2 separate regions of the Homo sapiens genome follow, and region 2 is linked to region 1. A link is a contact called in ENCODE Hi-C or POLR2A ChIA-PET data. All regions are on one chromosome and are shown on one strand. Each heading gives the region's core, a stretch centred on a gene start or an enhancer-like site at or near the end of the contact. The rest is flanking DNA. Distances are from core to core; before and after follow the strand shown. Region 1 overlaps AFF3 (ALF transcription elongation factor 3). Region 2 holds the start of LINC01104 (long intergenic non-protein coding RNA 1104).

What was found. Hi-C counts contacts between places; a loop is a spot of excess contacts on that map. ChIA-PET counts read pairs that join two places held with the same protein, here RNA polymerase II (POLR2A).
Region 2: a loop to region 1 is called in a map of esophagus muscularis mucosa, with 2.1 times the contacts of the local background. The contact joins the promoter of LINC01104 here to the enhancer-like site in region 1. A Hi-C loop is called at or near these places in 1 of 168 maps with a recorded cell type or tissue (esophagus muscularis mucosa). POLR2A ChIA-PET finds 5 or more read pairs at or near these places in 1 of 52 experiments (PC-3).

Annotation. Positions count from the first base shown.
Region 1 is chr2:100,012,544-100,015,293 of GRCh38, forward strand. The region is part of intron 4 of AFF3 (ALF transcription elongation factor 3); the gene reads right to left. Among named protein-coding and RNA genes, the nearest start is that of AFF3, 130 kb to the right of the region's middle. Within about 2 kb of position 1,473, at least 2 of the 41 ENCODE cell types and tissues checked have a DNase peak (open chromatin) inside an H3K27ac peak, as active enhancers do.
Region 2 is chr2:100,206,808-100,209,604 of GRCh38, forward strand. LINC01104 (long intergenic non-protein coding RNA 1104) reads left to right here and starts at 1,447. Exons shown (of 3, transcript NR_103730.1): 1 at 1,447-2,013.

The DNA of each region.
Region 1 (2,750 bases), core at 223-2,722:
AGACAGTAGCTTCTCGACAGTGAGCCCCCATCCCACTAATTACAAGTGAAAATTGTGCCGGTGCTCACCAGCCTGCAGAGTGCCTTTCTCTTCATCTCTTGCCATGAAAGCTTAGCCCTCTTCGTCCCCCTGCCATTTGAGCAATGTGAAGATCATGCTTTAAAAGCAAAGAAAGCTTTCGCCTGACAAGCTGAAAGTCAGGTCAGCTTCCCCTGGGATGGCTGACTTAGGTCTAAGAGAATTCCAATTCCCGGCATGCCAACATATACATTAAACTCAAAATGTGTTGCACGTTATGAGTTATGTTTCTTTGTTACTAGCAGATGGTAAAAATTTCTATCATCTGCAAAGTTGCTCCTATTTCCATAAAAATTACAAAAATCACATTCCTCAAATGTATGTCACCAAATGTATTTATTTATTTTGCATGAAAGTGGAGGTAGCCAACTGCTTCAATATTATTTATCATTTGTTGCAGATGCATAACATTCCCAGAAAATAAACCTTTTTAATCAACTCCTTTTAAAGGGCCTATTTATTTTTAGAATTAAAAAAAATAGCAAATAAAAAATGTAGTGAAAACATTTTTGATCATTTCTCACTTATTTGTTTTTAATCTATAAATTGCGGTATCTTGTAGAGCTCCAGCCAAGGCCAATTATGGTGGTTAAGTAGAAATAGACGTCTAAACATGAAACTGTCATCATTTCCAAAATTCATCTATTCTTGATCATACGGTAACAGCATGAAACTAAATAAAAGTAACATCTATGAGCCCGATGGCTTTTCTCTTCCATTGAGCTCAAAACATTTCACCTATATGTCCCTTAATTATCCTCACAATGCCCCTTGGAGAAAGACACTGATGGTGAATATTATGACTAGGTTAACTCTTTTAAAGATCAAGAAACTTAGGATAAGAGTTTGATCATCAAAACAATGTCATAAAGACACACTGTGTAAAAGGAACAGCAATGTCCAAAGTACCTTACTCAGCTCTGCCCAGAGAACAGGAGCTATCCTGGAGCCAAGAAGTGGTGGCACCTCTTAAACCCTGATGTCTGACAAGCCCAGTAGTGAGAAGTAGTTAACATGAGCCCCAGAGGCAAAACAGGAATAAATGAAATAAGGCAAGCTATTTCCCAGTCAGACAGAGAGAACCATAAGGAGAATTCTGGAATAAAGTCTCAGCTGTTATAATTTTTTACAGCCCCCAACTGACAAAGGATAGAAATCAGTCTCTTTCCACAGCTCACACACAAAGCAGACCTATGTAACCTAGAATTGTGGAATGGAAGATAGAGAAGTGAATAAAAAAATAAAAAATGATAAGATTCTAAAGTTGCCCAGCGAGGGCTACTGATGTCACTATTTTTATCAAGTGCTACCCATTCATTAGCCTGCTCCAATCTCTCCCTAGGCTGCCCTACTGGTGAGAAAGGTGCTGGAGCCAGGACAGCCTGCCCTCTGGCTGAGTCACAGGTTGATTCAGCAGACCCAGCCAGCCAGGGGGGGATGACCTCCTTCCCACTGCACTCATCCACATGCAGCCTGATGAAATCTGATGAAATGCAGTTTGCTTGGAGCACTCGCTCCAAGCAAACTGCATTTCCCATGGAGGAGACTTTTAGGCAAGGGTATATGAAGCCAATTGTATCCCTTGACTAGAATCATCAAAATGTTTTATTCTTATTTTTAAAAAACTATCCAAACTACTGATATGTCTCCAGGGTTGTGGGGAGTCTAAGAAATAAGCAAATTCAAGGAGAAGAGAATGAACCACCTCTCACCTATCTTTTGGAAAAAGTTATCATGTTTTGCATGTTTTTAAAATACAGTCCTTTTCAAATAACAAAAACACAATTCACTTTCGTCCAAAAGCATTTTCTGAATACCACTGTGTCAGATACTAGGGAGACAGGGTCGTGATTGAGCCATCCTGCTGATGAGAAGACAACAGTCTGGGGCAAGGAGAATGGGGAAAAGGAAGAAGGGCACCAATTCACAATCAAACAATGTGAGCAGCCTGTGGTCAGGGCACTGGCAGGGGTAGCACAAGGAATCAGCATTGTTTCCTGCAGGAGACCAGCTTTGAGCTTGAGAAAACGGCAGGTTAAGGAGATGGAAAAGAAGAAGGGCTTAGAGGTACAAAATACATGGATTACTAGTAAGTGGCCTTTGGGAGTATATTCAGAGGCGGTTATGTTACTCTCTCCATACCTCCATACCACCTTGCTTCCTTTTTTTTTTTTTTTTTTTAGACGGAGTCTCACTCTGTTGCCCAGGCTGGAGTGCAGCAGGGTGATCTCAGCTCACTGCAACCTCCGCCTCCCAGGTTCAAGTGATTCTTTTGCCTCAGCCTCCCGAGTAGCTGGGACTACAGGCATGTGCCACCACACCCAGCCAGCTAATTTTTTTTTTTTTTTTTTTTTTTGTATATTTAGTAGAGACAGGGTTTCAGGACGTTAGCCAGGATGGTCTCGATCTCCTGACCTCATGATCCGCCTGCCTTGGCCCCCCAAAGTGCTGGAATTACAGGCGTGAGCCACTGTGCCTGGCCCACCTTACTTCTTTAACAAGGTGGAATTCCTCATTTAAAGTTTCATTTATGTGGTTTACCCACTGCTAACCTATCATTGCTACCTCACTCTAAACAGGTTCGTCTGATCCCTTCCTAAGAGCAGATTTGGTTTGGAGCAAATGCATGAAGAGTGGATGCAGAGGACACAGAGAAACACTCTCCCCCTTTT
Region 2 (2,797 bases), core at 197-2,696, 190 kb after region 1:
TTTCATGTGCTACCATGATAAAGGTAATTTAGCTTAAAAGCAGTCATCATCTTTCTTCATAACTGATAAAGCATTACTAATTGTGTGTGTTAATATGGTACAATATGGAATTGAATAGAGATTTTATCTTAATAACATCTCCATTAAATTAAGGACAGTGTTGTATGACAGGAAAGATAAGTCTGTTTATTCCAAGCCAGCACATCAAAAGAACAACTGTGGGAGATGGTGCAATAACTAACATTTTCTATAGTGTTCTAGCTGGCAGCCTCACATTTATAAGGCTTGTAAGCAATGTTGTAAGCAATGCTGTTTTGTGAGATAATCTAGATAATGTTTCATTGAGAAAAGTGATATTTTAATTATGGTGTAAAAGATACTGATCTTTTCCTTTCTGTGTCTAATAGGATATTTCTACAAACAAGATGCTGGATGGAAAATGATCTGATTCTATTTCAATAAAATAACCACCCTTTGAGGCAATTTCACCACCCCTGAGCCTCTGTGAGCAGGACATGAGGGGCCAGGGGTTACCAAGAAGAGAGTTGACAATAACGACTGGACTGGGGGAAAGAGGGGGCCATGGTGTCAGTGCCTTCCTCCTTCTGTCCCTCATGGGGCTGTCTTGTGCAGGACTGCCTTCCTGCCCCATGGCGGTGCACTCAGCTATGTCCCTGCAGGCTGGTAGGCCAGGATTCCCTCTGCCCATTAGCTGCAGACAGCCTGGCCCGGGGCTGAAAAGGGGGAGCTGAACCCTGATGGCAAAGAGGGAGTTAGAGTCCAGAGCTCCCTTCCCCACATGAGCCTGGGGAGCTTAGCTCTGATAAGTACATCGTTGCCTTGGCACCATCTGCCCTGGAGGACCAGGAGATGTTTGGAATGCCAGTTGTTGTGTCTGTTAGTTTGTATTTTAAAAGCACATGCCACAAACTGCCTATTCAGAGACCGGATTTGCTATGACTGTGAGATGCTGTGCCTTGATATGCTGACATTCTCCCATGTCATCTCTCTGCCTCTGGGAGCAAATGTCCTCCAGCCCTACAGACACATGCAGGGCCTCGGAAGACGTATCTCTTTACTGCCACTCCGGCCACGCACATGTCTGATAAGAAGCAGTATTATAGTGAATAGCCAGAGTCAATATTAAGTATTGGATAAGAATGAAAGTAGTTTGGGAATAATTATAACCACCTCCCCTACCCCAAAAAATATGCTGTTCAAAAGTCAGTCTGGAGACACAGATAACAACCCTATTTTTATACCAACCCGACTGAATTCTTAATACATGGCAAAAAAGAAGATCATGGCTTAACATAAAGCAGGAGATGTAATAAATAATGAACTGCACTAACAGCTTAGCATCATAAGGAGACAGATGGAAAACTTCTCTCCCGAGATCACTGCTTCCAGAATTAGAGAAAGGGCTTCTGGACGTGTTCAGGGTGGATAGTTCAAGCCTGAATTTCAATGAGATGGGAACACTTTTTAGTATAAACGCAAGATTTTCATGTCTCCCTTTTAGGAAAAATAGGGATTATGGCGTTCATCTGTTTCATCCAGAACTAGAAGCAAAACCCTAAACCTCAGACTCTTCCAGCATGTCTGATCCAATCAAACAAGGGAAGATGCTGCGGGTGCTTTGTATGCTAAGGAAGTGCTACGATGCCATCGTCTGTCCAGGAAAAGAAAGGAACACCCATCCATGTGGTTAAGCCATCAGAAAACTGGAGCATTGGGAATAAAGGAATTATTTCCACGAGACAAGCACGCCAGCCATTGGCTCATAATGAGCTGAAAGACCAATGACTGCTTCTCAGAGACTCCCTAGGGCCCAGTGTCCTGGGGGCAGACCTGTGGCTGAGTCAGCATGGTGCACAGCAGAAAGTGGGGGGAGAGTGGCCAGCGCTGCCCCGGCGGGCTCTGTCTGCATCACCTGGAGCGGCACAGACCCTTCAGTCTCCATTCTCTCTTCAGGAAAGAGGCCTACTCGCAGATGAACGCACCAAGGCTCAGGTAATCTCAGGAAGCTCATTTACTCACACAGTCCTGGCCCATCGGGCTCTCTGGAGGCCCTTCTTCCTTGGCTGTCACCTATTTCTAAACTGATATGTAATAGTTGTACATATTTATGGACTATATGTAATATTTTGATACATGCATGCAATGCGTATTAAGTCAGGGTAATTGGGATATCCAAGACCTCAAACATGTATCACTTCTTTGTGTCGGGAACATTCCAAATCTTCTCTTCTAGCTATTTTGAAATATACAATATGTCATTGTTAACTGTAGTCACCCTACTGTGCTATCGAACCCTAGAACATATTCCTTCTATCTAACTGTATGTTTGTATTCATTAACCAACCTCTCTTCATCCCCTTCTACCCTCTACCCTTCCAGCCCCTAATAACTATCATTCTACTCTCTACCTCCATGAGGTCAACTTTTTCTAGCTTGCACATATGAGTGACAACATGCTATATTTGTCTTTCTGTGCCTGGCTTATTTCAATTACCATAATTACCTTCAGTTCCATCTATGCCGCTGCAAATGACAGGATTTCATTCTTTTTTTTGTGGCTGAATAGTACTCCACTGTATATACATACTGCATTTCCTTTATTCATTCAACTATTGATGAACACAGGTTGATTCCATATCTTGGCTATTGTGAGCAGTGTTACAAAGAACGTGGAAGTGCAGGTATCTCTTCAACATACTGATTGCCTTTTCTTTGGATATCTACCCAGCAGAGGGATTACTGAATCATATGGTAGTTCTATTTTTAGGTTTCTGAG